Linked DNA regions of Mus musculus: region 1 is linked to region 2. Evidence: chromatin loops called from intact Hi-C (ENCODE). Cell type or tissue: heart. All regions are shown on one strand. Links, peaks and the distances in the headings refer to the core of each region. The heading gives the core; the rest is flanking DNA. Region 1 holds the start of Gm28382 (a long non-coding RNA gene). Region 2 overlaps Mlph (melanophilin).

Region 1 (8,330 bases), core at 181-8,180, 550 kb before region 2:
TATCAAAAATCTTTCCTGAGTAAGTGGCCTTCCAGAGACAGATGATATGGGAGTCACCATGCATTTCCTGGGACAACTAGCTCTCAGGAATTCTTTAGTCTGCTTCCTTCCCTTCCCTTCCCTTCCCTTCCCTTCCCTTCCCTTCCCTTCCCTTCCCTCCCCTCCCCTCCCCTCCCCTTCCTTTCCCTTCCCTTCCCTTCCCTTTCTTGTTCTTTTCTTTTTTCTTTTCAAATGTGTATACTGTGCTGAATAGGCTGAAGTATTCCCAGACTATCTACAAAGTTTAACCATGTTTTCAAGAGTGTCCATGTGTTCTGTCTCTGGTAAATAAGACCTTAAACTAACACTCCATGCTTCCCCCCCCCCCCCCGTGCGACCCAGTTATGTGCAGAGGCCAGGCTGAGTAGAGCTAGCCCAAACCCCGAGAAGTAGGAACCGTGAGGTGAGTAGCATGTGACCCCCGTGAGGCCTGGAAAGGTACAGAGTGAGCAGGGGTGGGAGCCTGCTGGAAACTTCTGCCTTCCATTTTTGCCGTGTGGTGTTTGCCACGAAGGCAGTTTCAGGTCTTACTGTTGGCCAGCAATAGCCACCGTGTTCCGGAAGTCACACTGTGAGGATGTCAGGAATTGTCTCATTTAGTCCTCAGAACCCCAGGAAAAGACAAGTCAAGAAAACACGCCAGATAACAACAGGCAAGGGTGCAAACAGACATTCCTCCAAAGAAGATGTGCAAGTGACCAAGTCCATAATAAGATGGTAGGGGTTAGTGACTCAGGAAATGTAAATTAAGGAGCCAGGAGATGATTCGATGGGTGAGGGCACAAGCCTCACAACCTGAGTTTGATTCCCAAGAACCTCATAAAAAGCTAGCTGTAGTAGCATGCATCCCACCATTCCCAGGACTAGATGGTAAGCAGAGACAGAGAACCTCCCAAAACCTCCTAGGCCAGCTAGTCTGGAGTAGACAGCTCAGCAGCAGAAACAAGAAAGACAGACTGTGCCTCAATAAGAGTCAGCAAGGAAGGATAGACCTGGCTCTCAAAAGTTGCCCTGTGACCTCCATATGTGCCCTCTGGCAAGTGCTCACCCACACTTGTACACACACATAAGCATGTGAAAGCAAAGCAAAGCAAATCATAATGAAATTCCATTTCTCATCCCTTAGGACGGTGGTGTCGTTTGAATGTGGGCGGTCCTGACAGGCTGATGCTGTTAGTGTTTGGTCCCCAGCTAGTGGAACCAAGTCACAGCTGCTCTGTGTGTAAAAAGTGGAAGAAGGGATACTCAATTCCATGCTAGATGTTTTATCACGGTGACTTTCTCTCTTATCGAGACAGGGTTTCTTTGTGTAGCCTTGGCTGTCCTAGAACTAGACCAGGCTGGCTTCAAACTCACAGAGATCTGTGTGCCTATGCCTCTGGAGTGCTGGGATTAAAGGCACATGTCAGCATTGGAGAGATGCTCAGTGGATGAAGCTTTTGACGTACAGGTGTGTGGACCAGAGGTTTGGATCCTCAGCATCCACATAAATGCAAGTCAGAGGTGGTGATCATTCTGCAAGGGATTCTCTGAGCAAAACAGCTAGTACAGTAGCTGAACTGGCAAACCCCAGGTTTAGTGAGACACCCTGGCTAGATAGACAGAGTGGAGAGTGATTGAGGAAGAGACTTAGTGTCAATCTCCGGTCTCTGTATGCACACACTCATGTGTGCATGAACACTTGCACTCATGCAAACACACACATACATGCACCACACACACAAATCCTCAAAGGAGCTGCCAATATCAATTCTATTTTATGAAGAGAGAACATTAAGAGCTGATAGCAGGTCTTATCTGGGACTGGATAGGTATGGCCCCAGAGCCTGGGATTTCCAGAAGTTATTGACTCTTGGCCAGTTGGAACATGGCTCCTGAGATGACCCCATAATGGGGGAAGAGGTGCCCATATCTGGTCTTTCCTGAGACAGAGATTCAGACATGTTTTCTCAATATTCATTTAGCAATATAGGCCATTCTCTTTGTTCAATCCAAATAGATAAATTTTTATATGTGCTTTGCAATTGTTATAAATTTAGGACAGATGATACTGGGCATAATGCTGGCATTGAGAAAAAAAAAAACAAAAAAAAACAGGTCTGCACCATGCAAGAAGCTGCTGAATGGGGCCAGGCTTGTTCTTGGACTCTTGGGAGCCCTCATGAAGGAGGAGCATGGAATGGCTGCTTTTATTGAGTGCAGTGAAATGTTATAAGCAAACAAACACGAAAAAAGCAAAAGCATTCAACTTGCTGAGACTTACAATGTTCTCCACAAATGCTCAGTCTACCCTGATTAGTCCCCTTGTAGTCAATGTGGGCTATGCTGGGCTTGACAGTGAGCCTGCTGTCTGCATGGTGATTGCACTGGGGATAGGGTAGGGACAGGAGCCGGTTCCCAACTGGCCAGAATGAACCCATTAGCAGCTGGGGGGCTCTGCTTTCAGGGTAATCCCATTGTCCACTGTTGACTTTGTGCCTGCAGAGACGTTGAAATCCGAAAAAAAAGAAACCACAGTCTTCAACTTCTTCCAGAAAGATAAAAGGTGAGATGTCACTGGAGAGCCACACCAAAGCTTTCTTCCAACCTCCAAAGACTCTTCCGTGGAGCTAAAACACACCCAGAACAGCTGGAGACCAGCCACAGGGCTCCTATACAAACGGAACAAAGGGCTGAATTGCTACAAAAAACGTTGTTACAGAAAGTGGGTCAGTCATTTAATGATAGTGGAGATTGGAGTCCTTGCGCTAGCTAGCTCACCCTGGCCCTGGCCCTGGCCCCGGCCCCCTCTCTCACATAGACTCAGACACACACACACATAAACACACACACACACACACAAGGCAATACAGCTGAAAGGCTAGGGCATCTAGGGATAGACACAGACATGGCTCTTGGAGGCATCACTGTGGTGGCTTTGGCTAGAGGAAACCCTCCTAGTCATAGAGGGACAGTTTCAGGCAAGAGAAGACAGACTTGCAGGCCCAAATGAGCACCAACTCAAGGTAAGTTCCATCCTAGCCAGCACAGAATATTTTACAGGAGAGTTCATCTCTGATGAGAAAGAAAGGAGATAAGAAAAAAAAAATCACACTTTGGATACATGGTTCTGTGGTTTGGCTATGGTCTGAGCATGCCCAAGAAGGCCTCATGTGTGAGAAGCTTGGCCCTCTGTGTAGGATACTGGGAAAAGGTGGTGCTTAAGATATGGGACCTAGTGGTAGAGAGATGACTAAATGATAAAAAGCACTTGCTGTTCTTGTAAAGGATGCATATTCTATTCCTAGCACCCACATGGCAGTCTGTAACTCAAATCCTATTGGATCTGATGCCCTCTTCTGGCCTCCAAGGGCACTGCATGCACATTGTGCACAGACACACATACCAGGCAAACACACACACACACAATCTCAAAAACCAAACCAAACCAAAACAAAACAAAATAAAAACAAAACTGAAGTCCAGTAATTAGCACTTAAGTCATCGGGGATTCTGTCCTTGAAATGAATTAAGGAGCCCCAAGTTAGTCTCTAAGGAAAGCTATTTTAAAGCCACCTCCTCTAAGTTACTGTGTCACCACGTACTCTTCTCCCTCGTGTGTTCCAGCCATAACACCAGCCACCATGATACAGCATAGCAGGAACCTCCCAGAGCTGGCAGGACCTTTAGACACCAAAACTTCCAGATGGAACAAAGCTTACCTTTGAAGAAATGGGGAAATAGTTCTTATTTTAAGTGGGCTCCGAATTGAGGACTCTGAAACCTACAGGTTTCATTAAGGCAGGAAAAATGAGGGGAGACAGCGACCTGGGATCCACCTGACTCGAGCTGAATCTGCACCCCTTTTTAAACAGTGCACTGCCCAGCCTGGCACCTCCTGCTAGCATCAAACTGCGCACACACACTCCACTGCAAACAGTGTAATAGGCCTTCCTCCCTTAGTAACCTCTTGGCAATTTCCCTCCCATTGTTTCTCTCCTTTCAAACATGACCCAGGACTTATGGGAACTTAAGAGAAAGGATGAGCCAGCATGAGCCAGTTCTGGGTGAATGAACAGTAAAGCAAACTGTATCTTCTGAATGAGCTTTTGGGGGGAAGTCCCGCTTACTGCTTTATGTCTATGCATAATTGGATGTGCATATGATTACAACGATATGCATTGTGGGAAAGGAGAAGTGTAATTGTTGGGAGCCGCGCCCACATTCGCCGTTACAAGATGGCGCTGACAGCTGTGTTCTAAGTGGTAAACAAATAATCTGCGCATATGCCGAGGGTGGTTCTCCACTCCATGTGCTCTGCCTTCCCCGTGACGTCAACTCGGCCGATGGGCTGCAGCCAATCAGGGAGTGACACGTCCTAGGCGAAATATAACTCTCCTAAAAAAGGGACGGGGTTTCGTTTTCTCTCTCTCTTTCTTCTTGCACTCCTGCTCCTGAAGATGTAAGCAATAAAGTTTTGCCGCAGAAGATTCTGGTCTGTTGCGTCTTTCCTGGCCGGTCGTGAGAACGCGTCTAATAACAATTGGTGCCGAATTCCGGGACGAGAAAAAACTCGGGACTGGCGCAAGGAAGATCCCTCATTCCAGAACCAGAACTGCGGGTCGCGGTAATAAAGGTTCCCGTAAAGCAGACTGTTAAGAAGGATTCAACTGTATGAATTCAGAACTTTTCAGCTGGGGAACGAGAGTACCAGTGAGTACAGCTTTACGAGGTAAGTCTGATCTTGAACTTTCTAAGGAAATTCAAGACAGTCTATCAGAAGTAAAGTGGAAAATGTTTGGCCTTGAATTTTTTCTAGTGTTAGAAGCCCTTTTGTCCCTTTTCACATGTTATCAAGTGGTTAAGGCAGGGCGGATTCTGGATGAAATTCAGGGCAATCTATCAGAAGTAAAGCGGGGAGAGAGAGTAGGAGCAAAGAGGAAATATGGTACACAAAATAAGTATACAGGCCTTTCCAAGGGTCTTGAACCCGAGGAAAAGTTAAGGTTAGGTAGGAATACCTGGAGAGAGATTAGAAGAAAAAGAGGAAAAAGGGAAAAGAAGAAAGATCAATTAGCGGAGGTCTCTAGGAAAAGGAGCCTGTGCTCATCGCTGGATGGGCTCGGGGAGCCAGCTCTTAGTAGCTCTGAAGCAGATGAAGAATTCTCCTCTGAAGAAACAGACTGGGAGGAAGAAGCAGCTCATTATGAGAAAAAAGGGTACCAGCCAGGTAAAGTGCTAGCTAATCAGTTAAGGAAGCCAAAAGCGGCTGGCGAAGGCCAGTTTGCTGATTGGCCTCAGGGCAGTCGGCTTCAAGGTCCGCCCTATGCGGAGTCCCCGCCCTGCGTAGTGCGTCAGCCCTGCGCAGAGAGGCAGTGCGCAGAGAGGCAGTGCGCAGACTCATTCATTCCCAGAGAGGAACAAAGGAAAATACAACAGGCATTTCCGGTCTTTGAAGGAGCCGAGGGTGGGCGTGTCCACGCTCCGGTAGAATACTTACAAATTAAAGAAATTGCCGAGTCGGTCCGTAAATACGGAACCAATGCTAATTTTACCTTGGTGCAGTTAGACAGGCTTGCCGGCATGGCACTAACTCCTGCCGACTGGCAAACGGTTGTAAAAGCCGCTCTCCCTAGTATGGGCAAATATATGGAATGGAGAGCGCTTTGGCACGAAGCTGCACAAGCGCAGGCCCGAGCAAACGCAGCTGCTTTGACTCCAGAGCAGAGAGATTGGACTTTTGACTTGTTAACGGGTCAGGGAGCTTATTCTGCTGATCAAACAAACTACCATTGGGGAGCTTATGCCCAGATTTCTTCCACGGCTATTAGGGCCTGGAAGGCGCTCTCTCGAGCAGGTGAAACCACTGGGCAGTTAACAAAGATAATCCAGGGACCTCAGGAATCCTTCTCAGATTTTGTGGCCAGAATGACAGAGGCAGCAGAGCGTATTTTTGGAGAGTCAGAGCAAGCTGCGCCTCTGATAGAACAGCTAATCTATGAGCAAGCCACAAAGGAGTGCCGAGCGGCCATAGCCCCAAGAAAGAACAAAGGCTTACAAGACTGGCTCAGGGTCTGTCGAGAGCTTGGGGGACCTCTCACCAATGCAGGCTTAGCGGCCGCCATCCTCCAATCTCAGAACCGCTCCATGAGCAGAAATGATCAGAGGACATGTTTTAATTGCGGAAAGCCTGGGCATTTTAAGAAAGATTGCAGAGCTCCAGATAAACAGGGAGGGACTCTCACTCCTTGCTCTAAGTGTGGCAAGGGTTATCATAGAGCTGACCAGTGTCGCTCTGTGAGGGATATAAAGGGCAGAGTCCTTCCCCCACCTGATAGTCAATCAACTGATGTGCCAAAAAACGGGTCATCGGGCCCTCGGTCCCAGGGCCCTCAAAGATATGGGAACCGGTTTGTCAGGACCCAGGAAGCAGTCAGAGAGGCGACCCAGGAAGACCCACAAGGGTGGACCTGCGTGCCGCCTCCGACTTCCTATTAATGCCTCAAATGAGTATTCAGCCGGTGCCAGTGGAGCCTATACCATCCTTGCCCCCGGGAACCATGGGCCTTATTCTCGGCCGGGGTTCACTCACCTTGCAGGGCTTAGTAGTCCACCCTGGAGTTATGGATTGTCAACATTCCCCTGAAATACAGGTCCTGTGCTCAAGCCCTAAAGGCGTTTTTTCTATTAGTAAAGGAGATAGGATAGCTCAGCTGCTGCTCCTCCCTGATAATACCAGGGAGAAATTTGCAGGACCTGAGATAAAGAAAATGGGCTCCTCAGGAAATGATTCTGCCTATTTGGTTGTATCTTTAAATGATAGACCTAAGCTCCGCCTTAAGATCAACGGAAAAGAGTTTGAAGGCATCCTTGATACCGGAGCAGATAAAAGTATAATTTCTACACATTGGTGGCCCAAAGCATGGCCCACCACAGAGTCATCTCATTCATTACAGGGCCTAGGATATCAATCATGTCCCACTATAAGCTCCATTGCCTTGACGTGGGAATCCTCTGAAGGGCAGCAAGGGAAATTCATACCTTATGTGCTCCCACTCCCGGTTAACCTCTGGGGAAGGGATATTATGCAGCATTTGGGCCTTATTTTGTCCAATGAAAACGCCCCATCGGGAGGGTATTCAGCTAAAGCAAAAAATATCATGGCAAAGATGGGTTATAAAGAAGGAAAAGGGTTAGGACATCAAGAACAGGGAAGGATAGAGCCCATCTCACCTAATGGAAACCAAGACAGACAGGGTCTGGGTTTTCCTTAGCGGCCATTGGGGCAGCACGACCCATACCATGGAAAACAGGGGACCCAGTGTGGGTTCCTCAATGGCACCTATCCTCTGAAAAACTAGAAGCTGTGATTCAACTGGTAGAGGAACAATTAAAATTAGGCCATATTGAACCCTCTACCTCACCTTGGAATACTCCAATTTTTGTAATTAAGAAAAAGTCAGGAAAGTGGAGACTGCTCCATGACCTCAGAGCCATTAATGAGCAAATGAACTTATTTGGCCCAGTACAGAGGGGTCTCCCTGTACTTTCCGCCTTACCACGTGGCTGGAATTTAATTATTATAGATATTAAAGATTGTTTCTTTTCTATACCTTTGTGTCCAAGGGATAGGCCCAGATTTGCCTTTACCATCCCCTCTATTAATCACATGGAACCTGATAAGAGGTATCAATGGAAGGTCTTACCACAGGGAATGTCCAATAGTCCTACTATGTGTCAACTTTATGTACAAGAAGCTCTTTTGCCAGTGAGGGAACAATTCCCCTCTTTAATTTTGCTCCTTTACATGGATGACATCCTCCTGTGCCATAAAGACCTTACCATGCTACAAAAGGCATATCCTTTTCTACTTAAAACTTTAAGTCAGTGGGGTTTACAGATAGCCACAGAAAAGGTCCAAATTTCTGATACAGGACAATTCTTGGGCTCTGTGGTGTCCCCAGATAAGATTGTGCCCCAAAAGGTAGAGATAAGAAGAGATCACCTCCATACCTTAAATGATTTTCAAAAGCTGTTGGGAGATATTAATTGGCTTAGACCTTTTTTAAAGATTCCTTCCGCTGAGTTAAGGCCTTTGTTTAGTATTTTAGAAGGAGATCCTCATATCTCCTCCCCTAGGACTCTTACTCTAGCTGCTAACCAGGCCTTACAAAAAGTGGAAAAGGCCTTACAGAATGCACAATTACAACGTATTGAGGATTCGCAACCTTTCAGTTTGTGTGTCTTTAAGACAGCACAATTGCCAACTGCAGTTTTGTGGCAGAATGGGCCATTGTTGTGGATCCATCCAA
Region 2 (8,330 bases), core at 213-8,212:
AGGCTCATTCAGGTTGAAGCCTTGAAAACACTCTTGTGGAGATTTTTACTTCTTGGGAGAGGACATGGTAACTGTGTCTACTTTAGCAATCCTTGATGGTCAGAGGTCAAAGGGTAGAGGTGAGGTTTCCTGAGCAGGTTGCCCTTAGACTGAGGGGGTCTGCATGGTGCCACCATCCTCATGGGATCTTGGTATTCAGGGCTCCCAGAGGCCACTGTTGCAGCATCTTTACAGTTTAATCTTAGCTGGGGGAGTGACATGGCTTTTGGGAAAGGGAGGGTTGGAGGGCAGTTCCCTTAGGGGCTGACTTCTGTGTTCCAGCTCAGTCCAGCAATGCTTGAGCTCAAGAGCTACTGTAGGGTTCACAACAAAGCAATCTACCATGGCCTGGCACTTACAACTATTTTTATTGCTTATCAGAGTGTCTCATGCATGCTGGGCACAGACTCTTGTGATGGTTTGTATATGCTTGGCCCAGGGAGTGGCACTATTAGGAGGTGTGCCCTTGCTTGTCTTAAGATTCTCATCCTAGCTGCCTGAAGCCAGTATTCTGCTAGCAGCCTTCAGATGAAGATGTAGAACTCTCAGCTCCTCCTGCACCACGTCTGCCTGGATGCTGCCATGTTCCTGCCTTGATGATAATGGACTGAATCTCTGAACCTGTAAGCCAGCCCCAATGAAATGTTGTCCTTTATAAGACTTGCCTTGGTCATGGTGTCTGTTCTCAGCAGTAAAACCCTAACTAAGACAACTCTCATCTCAAAATCAACCATGAAAGGCAGAAATGAGGGGATAAGGTTTCAAAGAATTTCCAGGGACCAAGGTCACATGGTTAGCAAGTAGCATGTGTAAAAGGGGGCATTTTCACTTATGAGACTAGCTTAGGTGGAACAATGAAGTGCATGAGGCACAGGTAAGGCACAGGCAGGGCTCAGTGCTGGGTTCTGACTGGCTCCTCAGTGGACGCCGTTGTCCATTCTGCCCTCCTGAGTCCTTATTTCTAGGCTGAGCATCACTGACCATATTCCAGGCTCCGAACTCATCTGCCCGGCCTTACATTTCCATTTGCCCCAACCTCTCCAAGTGTTTTACTCAGTACCTTAAGAGGTTGGTCTTGAGAGGATGTACAGTTTCTAAATCCTATGTTCCCACAGCCTGTCCTCAAAAGTCCCTTTGCAGAGGCCCATTGGACACGCAAACTGTATATGCCCCAGTACAGGGGAACGCCAGGGCCAAAAAAATGGGAATGGGTGGGTAGGTAAGTGGGGGGGAGGGTATGGGGGACTTTTGGGATAGCATATGAGGAAAATATGTAATAAAAAATATTTAAAAAAAAGTCCCTTTGCCTTGAGAGTCTGATGTGACCACCGGGCTCTGTGACACTGCATCCCCACGTGCAACTCCAGCTGGTGTCTGAGCACTGCCCCCTCAACTCAGGTTCCTAAGGGGGGAGGGGGATGGACAGACACCAGAGTACACTGACCTGCAGGCTGTGTGCAGACTCAGGGACTGAGGACAGGCCCAAGGTTTGGCTGCAAGGCTGCACCAAGTGGTCTGAGTCTTCCTCAAAGTCCACATCTCGGAAGGAGAGCAGGCGCTTTTTCTTCTTGGGTGTGAGATAAAACAAGACTGGTCAGACTCCAGCCCCACGCTCAGCCTCCAGAGAGTCGGTAGACCCCCCGCCCCCCCAGGGACACCTATCTCTAGCTAGAAACTGATCCAAAGGAGCCCTGAGATGGCTGTGGGACCCACGGGCCCACCGTGTCTGTGTCATCAGAAGTGACATTGTATCCAGGAACTCAGCTGTGCTCTACTCTAAGAAAAATGAGTTCTCTCTCGGCCTACTGGGTGCTGCCTAGGGTGTGAGCTGCAGCAGGGCTGAAGGTACCTCACACAGAGGGCATCCTGGGACTTTAGGTCTATGGAGCTCACTGACTATGGGGTAGAGGTAGGTGACCACTCCATTTTCTTTAGATATATGATCATTACTTTATGAACTCCACTGCTCAGTACAGTGACTCTGATCCTTTAAATGCATGTTTTATTGTTAGAATGTTCTAGACATTGGTGGGATTACATGCTGTGAGCTCAGCAAATGGTGTGAATTGGATCCTGTGCAAAGGACGACTGTGTGTGTGCCTGGAGCGTTTCTCAGATCTGATTCTACAGCCCTGTCACCTTCAAAGGGTTCAAAAACAACTCACACTTTTCAGCCTACTTCCCTCTCTCCGAATCATCATTACCACCCTGTCCCCAAACCAAAGCACTGGCCTAGCCTGTCTCCACCACAGGAAGCCAAATGAGAAGAGCAACAACCACTTATAAAGACAAGGCTTATAATCTGAAAGGTGCAAGGTCTGCTGCCATGCATGTCTCTTGAGCCATCTGGACACATGTCTGCCCTCCTGTACACTTTGTCACAGCACCTCGGTGTCCCAGAATGCCAGTCAGTCAGGACAGGCCTTGCAGTAGGTTTTGTCTATCTGTACTTTTTTTTTTTTTTTTTTTTTTTGAGTTCTGAAGTGACCACTGAGCTCCCACGCTTGGGAGCCAGGGGCTCAGAAGGGAGGGGCTTAAGAGGAAAGAGTTTAGGGATCAGGGAGAGGTTTAAGAAAGAGCTCAGGTGGGAGGGGCTTAGACAGGAGGATCTCAAGAGGGAGGGAATTGGGTAGGAGGGAGAAGCTCAGGAGGGAGGGGCTTAGGGAGGAGGGAGTCCCATGCTTAGGGATGAGGATCCACTGCGGCGGACACAGGTTCCCAGGTGGGTATGGGGTGGGAGCCAGAGAGAAATGCAGATGCCTGTGTTATGGCATGTCTGGGAGAGATGTAAGGGAGATGGGGGGCATGAGGACGGGCAGGAGACCTATGGGATTTATGGAGACAGACAGTGCCTGGGCAGGACTTACTTTGCTGTTGAGGGGCTGGTCTCTGGCCTCTGTGTCCAGGTCTCCATCCTCATCAGTCTGCTCACTGTCTCCATTTCCTTCTTCCAAGCTTGGCTCAGATCCACCTGCAATTTACAGGTGTATGGCTCCACCCATAAAGGGCCAAAATGGGAGACCACTTAACTGTCTCTGGATTCATTTTTCCACTCACCTGCCAACTACTATCTGTGGAGGTTTGAATGAGAATGGCCCCCATAACTTCATATGTTGGAATACCCAATTGCCAGTTGGTGGAAATGTTTGGGAAGGATCAGGAGGCATGGCTTTGGTGGAGGAGGTATGTCAAGGGCTTTGAAGTTTCAAATAACTCCTGCTATCCTTAGTGTCTCTCTCTCTCTCTCTCTCTCTCTCTCTCTCTCTCTCTCTCTCTGTCTGTCTCTTGCTTGTGAGTTCTCAGCTCTTGCCCTAGTGTCAAGCCTGCCTGCCTTTCTGCTGTTGTGATTCCCCACCATGATGGTCATGGACTCTGAACTGGCTGGTTTTGTGTGTCAGCTTGACACAGGCTGGAGTTATCACAGAGAAAGGAGCTTCAGTTGGGGAAGGGCCTCCATGAGATCCAGCTGTGGGGGCATTTTCTCAGTTGGTGATCAAGAGGGGAGGGCCCATTGTGGGTGGTGCCATCCCTGGGCTGGTAGTCTTGGTTCTATAAGAAAGCAAGCTGAGCAAGCCAGGGGAAGCAAGCCAGTAAGCAGCATCCCTCCATGGCCTCTGCATCAGCTCCTGCTTCCTGACCTGCTTGAGTTCCGGTCCTGATTTCCTTTGGTGATGAACAGCAATGTGGAAGTGTAAACTGAATAAACCCTTTCCTCCCAAACTTGCATCTTGGTCATGATGTTTGTACAGGAATAGAAACCCTGACTAAGACAGACTCTAACCCTCTGAAACCATAAACCCCAAATAAAGTCTTCTATAAGATGGTGTCACTTCACAGCAATAGAAAACTAAGACATCCTTCTCCCCTCTCCTTCCTGCCTTTCTTCTTTTTTCTATTTTTGAACCCATCTACCCAGCCAGTCAGCCTGTTTACCACCATATACTGGCTCATCTTTCTTTCCTATACTTCTGTCTACCACTGACTCATCGATCTATCCAGAAACCCCACATAACATCTTCGTCAGTTTCACAGCAGTGTACTGTTCCAAGGTGAGCCTGGGCTTGGTGTCTCAGGCTGTGTCCTAGGCTACAGTGGCCTTGGTCACTTTACAAACCTTTCCATCCCTCATCCTGCCTGCCACTCTGCTGCCTACAACCAACCACCTGCTGGGGGGACAAAGGGACCCGCTTCCCGATCCTGTACGGCTGGGCTGCTGGGTTATGGGCCCGGGAGGCCCTCAGATTGACTCTGTCCTTCCCACTGCCACCCGTGCCTGCTCAGTCTGAGCCTGAGCCAGCAGATCAGCCTCAGCTGGCTTGCTGAGAATTCCTGCAAGAAAGTGCTTCAAAGTTGTTGTTTGTTGTCCCACAGCGCCACCTCCTGGTAGTAATGGCAGCAGTTTTGAAATTGGCAGGTAATAATGGCAGTCAGGAAGCTTTAATTCCCATAGTTCTCAAGATGGTCAAACTTCTGAAACTCTGTAAACTTCTAAGTGATAGCTCCCTGGCCCTCAACTTGACCAAACAACTGTGCCTGCGCCTCCCACAGGCGTCAACCAACCCCATTCTAAGGGTTCTTCAACTTAAAGCGCTCCTGGAACATCCCCAGACCAGCCCTCCCCTTACCTCCACCCTGCAGCCGCCCACAGAGAGACCGGATCACTTTGGCACTCCCGAAACGCTTGAAGCGAGCCCTCACGTGCTGGTAGTACCACTCCAGAGAACCGATCTTCACGACCCTGCGGGGAGATGGGTGCAGCCTGAGGCAGTGCCTCCCCGCCCCCCCAGCCAGTCCCCCAAAGGGACACACCAGGCTAAGACACCATTAGGGACGGGCTCTGCCTCCCCGCTCCTCACCTGGCCAGGTGGCAGGGGTCGCAGAGCCAGCCCTGCTCTTCTGGGTGGGCGTGGCTGCAGCTTTTGCAGACGAAGAGGCTGCACTCTAGGCACTGTCGTCTGCTGTTCAGGAGCAGCCGGTAGGGCTGCAGGCAGCGGGCACAGTGAGTCTCATTCAGATGGGCTGTGTCCGACAGCAGCTCCCTCTTGGAGCTCTCCTTTTGTATTTTGCCCTTCAGCCCCCTTGGGAAAAAATGGGATAAGAAATACATTAGACAGTTTGTTTCTACAACCGACCAGTGAATGCACGCAGTGTGAATGGACACAGACAGAGGGTCATTTCCATAGGCAGAGGACAGTGGCTGAAGCTAAGCGAAAGCGCCACAGGCTCAAGGCAGAGAGCCATCTTGCCCTCTTTCTGGAGGGGACAAATAGGTTGGGCTTAAATCATCCGCAATTTGGGTAGGCTAGAGACGAAACCTATGATTTTTTCACTGAAACGGCACAGCTCTTAAGCATGCCTGTGGCGTTTATGATTGAACCCTGTGCTCTCTCTTGTGGGTAACAGAATCCCGAGGGCAAGGCCAGGTGATATTTCCTCAACAAGTGGTTTAGGGCGTCTTCCAGCAAGCACCAAGCCGAGGCCCAGGACTCTTCCTGCGGAGCCGGGACTGAGTGCTTGGCTTGGAGAGGCTCCAGACAGGAATCACCCTGTACCCGGAAGTTCCAGGAGAAACCTGTTCTTCGAGACTATCCCGTTTGAAGTAACCCAGTTCCGGGCGAGCCTGCCAACTGGAACCAGCTGCAACGATGGAAAATGTCCCCCAGACCCTAATGAATGTACCCTTTCTGTTCCGAGTCTCACGGAGTATCTGCCAAACACAATATTTTTAGTTTTACATGGGATAACGGTAATCTGTCCTTAGTGAGGAAAATTAGCAAGACATGGGGCCCACTGTCTCCTGAGGACTTGCAAGGTTTTAGCTTCCATGGGGTGCAGGGAGGTGGCATCTGGTGTGAAGTGGCAATGGCCCACTTCGATGGCCAACAAGGAAAAGAAAGGCGTGGGTAGGAGAGACACACACATAGGGAGACAGAGTGGCAGAGAGACAGAGACACAGACACAGAATAGTCATAATTTTCAATGTTACATTGTTTTTACTAAATACATTTTTTGAATTAAAATACAATGTATTGGGCTTCATCACGGTTTCTTCATTCCGGTCATGATGCTCTGCTCTCAGCTGTGTCTCCCCTCCTCCCCGGAAGCTGCTTTCTTTCCCTTTCCTGGTTAGTCCTTACATACGCTTTCCTTTCCATGGAATCCATCACCCTTTCTACTTGCCACTTCCCTTAAGAGCCCTTCCTCTAGCCAGCCAGGCATAGTGTTGCACACCTTTAATCCCAGCCCTTTGGGAGGCAGAGGCAGGCAGAATTCTAAGTTCGAGCCTGGTCTACAGAGCAAGGTCCAGGACAGTCAGAGCAACACAGAGAAATCTGGTCTCGAAAAAAAACAAAAATAAATCGACCAACCAAACAAAAACACAAAACAAAACAAAACAACCCCCCCCCAACCAACACAACAAGAAACCAAACCCCTCCCCCAAGCCCCAAACAAATAAACAAACAAAAGTTCTATCTCTTCCTCCCCTCTCATGATCCCTTTTCTAGTTTTGTGACCTAGAAACACACAAACATAAACACACATAGATGCATAAAAATGTAAACTCTTGTCTTTCTCAGTCTGCCTGCTTTCACTTAACAAAGATTTATGGTTGCACCCATTTTTCTGCAAACAACATGATTTCAATTTTCTTCATGGCTGCATAAAATTCCATTGTGTAGATAACCACATATTCCTTATGGATTCATCTGTTGATGGTCATCTAGACTGGCTCCATTTTCTGGGTATTTCAAACACGGAAGCAGTCCCACGGATGTGCAAGTGTTTCTGTGGTGCTGACTGAGAATCCTTTGGCTATGTGCCCAGGCAGGTCTGGCATAGCTAGCTGAGATCTTTTTAAAGGAACCTCCATATTGGCTTCCACAGTAGCCACAACCAGTCTATGTTTACGCCAGCAGCAAACAAGGGCGCCTCTTCTCCACAGCCTTGCCAGAGTTTGCTGCCAGTTGTTTTTCTCAGTGGTAGCCATTCTGACTGGGATGAGATGGGATCTCAAAGCAGTTTTTGTTTGCATTTCCCTGACGCCCAAGGATTCGATCACCCTTTTGCAGTATCTACGGTGTTTACAGTTCTTTTGAGAGCTCTCTCTATAAAAAGCATTAGCCCACTTAGTGATCGCTGATTTGGTTTTTGGTATTTAATTTTTATAGTTCTTGTGATGTATTTTTATAACTATTCTACTCTATTTCATATTTAGCTATGCTGTTAATCTCTTCCTGTCCCTGATCTATGGACTCGATTGTGTCTCAGGCAGGGACCTATAAGGAGAGGCACAGTGTCTACAGACTTGACTCCACCCACCATTTCAGACATCGGAACACATCATCACTGAATAGAAGTGACTAGCTACTTGTGCTGGCTAGTTCTTATGCCACCTTGACACATGCTAGAGTTACCTGAAGAAAGGGAACCTCAATTGCCTTCATAAGATCCAGCTGTGGGGCACTTTCTTAATTAGTGATTGATACGGGAGGGCCCAGCCCATTGTGAGTGCCACAATCCCTGGGATGGTGGTCCTGGGTTCTATAAGAAAGCAGGCTGATCAAGGTATGGGGATCAAGCCAGTAAGCGACACCTCTTTCTCTCCCTGGTTTCTGCATCAGTTCCTGCCTCCAGGTTCCTGCCTTGTTTGAGTTCCTGTCCTGACTTTCTTCAGTGATGAACAGTGCTTCAGAAGTGTAGGCCAAATTAACTCTTTCCCCCCTAATTACTTTTGTCGTGGTGTTGCATCAAGCAATAGAAACCTTAAGACAAATTGTTACTAGGAGTGAGGTATTGCATTGCTGTGACAGACCTGGCCATGTTTTGGAGAAGTCTGGGGAAGGGCTTTGGAACTAAAAGCCACTGAGTGTTGAAAACTCATCGAGCTTTTCTGTAGGAGCTTGGAAGTACGAATGTTGCAGGGAAATGCAGAAAATTGAGGCCAGGGCTAATGTTGAAGGAAATGCAGAAGATGGTGGTCTGCCTTGTGAAATTTCACGGGGACGTTTAAAGACTACTGGGGGCCATTCATTCTTTTGAATTAAGATTACGTAGTTCTGGTTAGCTGGGGCTGAAGAATGAACTATAATTAACAAGATAGCAGAACTACTGAAGTGAAACCTGTGCTTTGCTGGGATACTTGATGCTGGTCAGCTGGAACTGATAAATTAGCAGTGATTAAGAGGAGCCTAGCATTGTTGAGGTGAAATCTGCTGGGGGAGTGTTTCCAGAGAGTCAGCACGCAAAGGCTGTGCTCCAGAGTCAGCCAAGGTTTTGCCTTGCACGGGCAG

The links. Peaks named below come from ENCODE experiments on the same cell type or tissue, not always from the same donor. Only the 100,000 strongest peaks of a DNase experiment are listed, where the experiment ranks them.
Region 1: it touches region 2 in a loop (3.0-fold over the local background); 3 of 42 quality-filtered maps call a loop at or near these places.

The regions. Positions count from the first base shown.
Region 1 is chr1:91,474,206-91,482,535 of GRCm38, reverse strand. Gm28382 (a long non-coding RNA gene) reads right to left here and starts at 3,765. Exons shown (of 3, transcript XR_003948697.1): 1 at 3,741-3,765. In heart, for the core only: a CTCF peak has its summit at 3,379 (motif pointing left); no DNase peak of the experiment used is centred there; H3K27me3 peaks cover 261 bases.
Region 2 is chr1:90,924,770-90,933,099 of GRCm38, reverse strand. Mlph (melanophilin) reads right to left here. Exons shown (of 16, transcript NM_053015.3): 3 at 4,896-5,117; 4 at 4,665-4,777; 5 at 2,907-3,010; 6 at 1,484-1,606. Among named protein-coding and RNA genes, the nearest start is that of Mlph, 14 kb to the right of the region's middle. In heart, for the core only: a CTCF peak has its summit at 4,415 (motif pointing left); DNase peaks (open chromatin) are centred at 4,379 and 5,629; H3K4me3 peaks cover 1,110 bases; H3K27ac peaks cover 669 bases; H3K27me3 peaks cover 533 bases.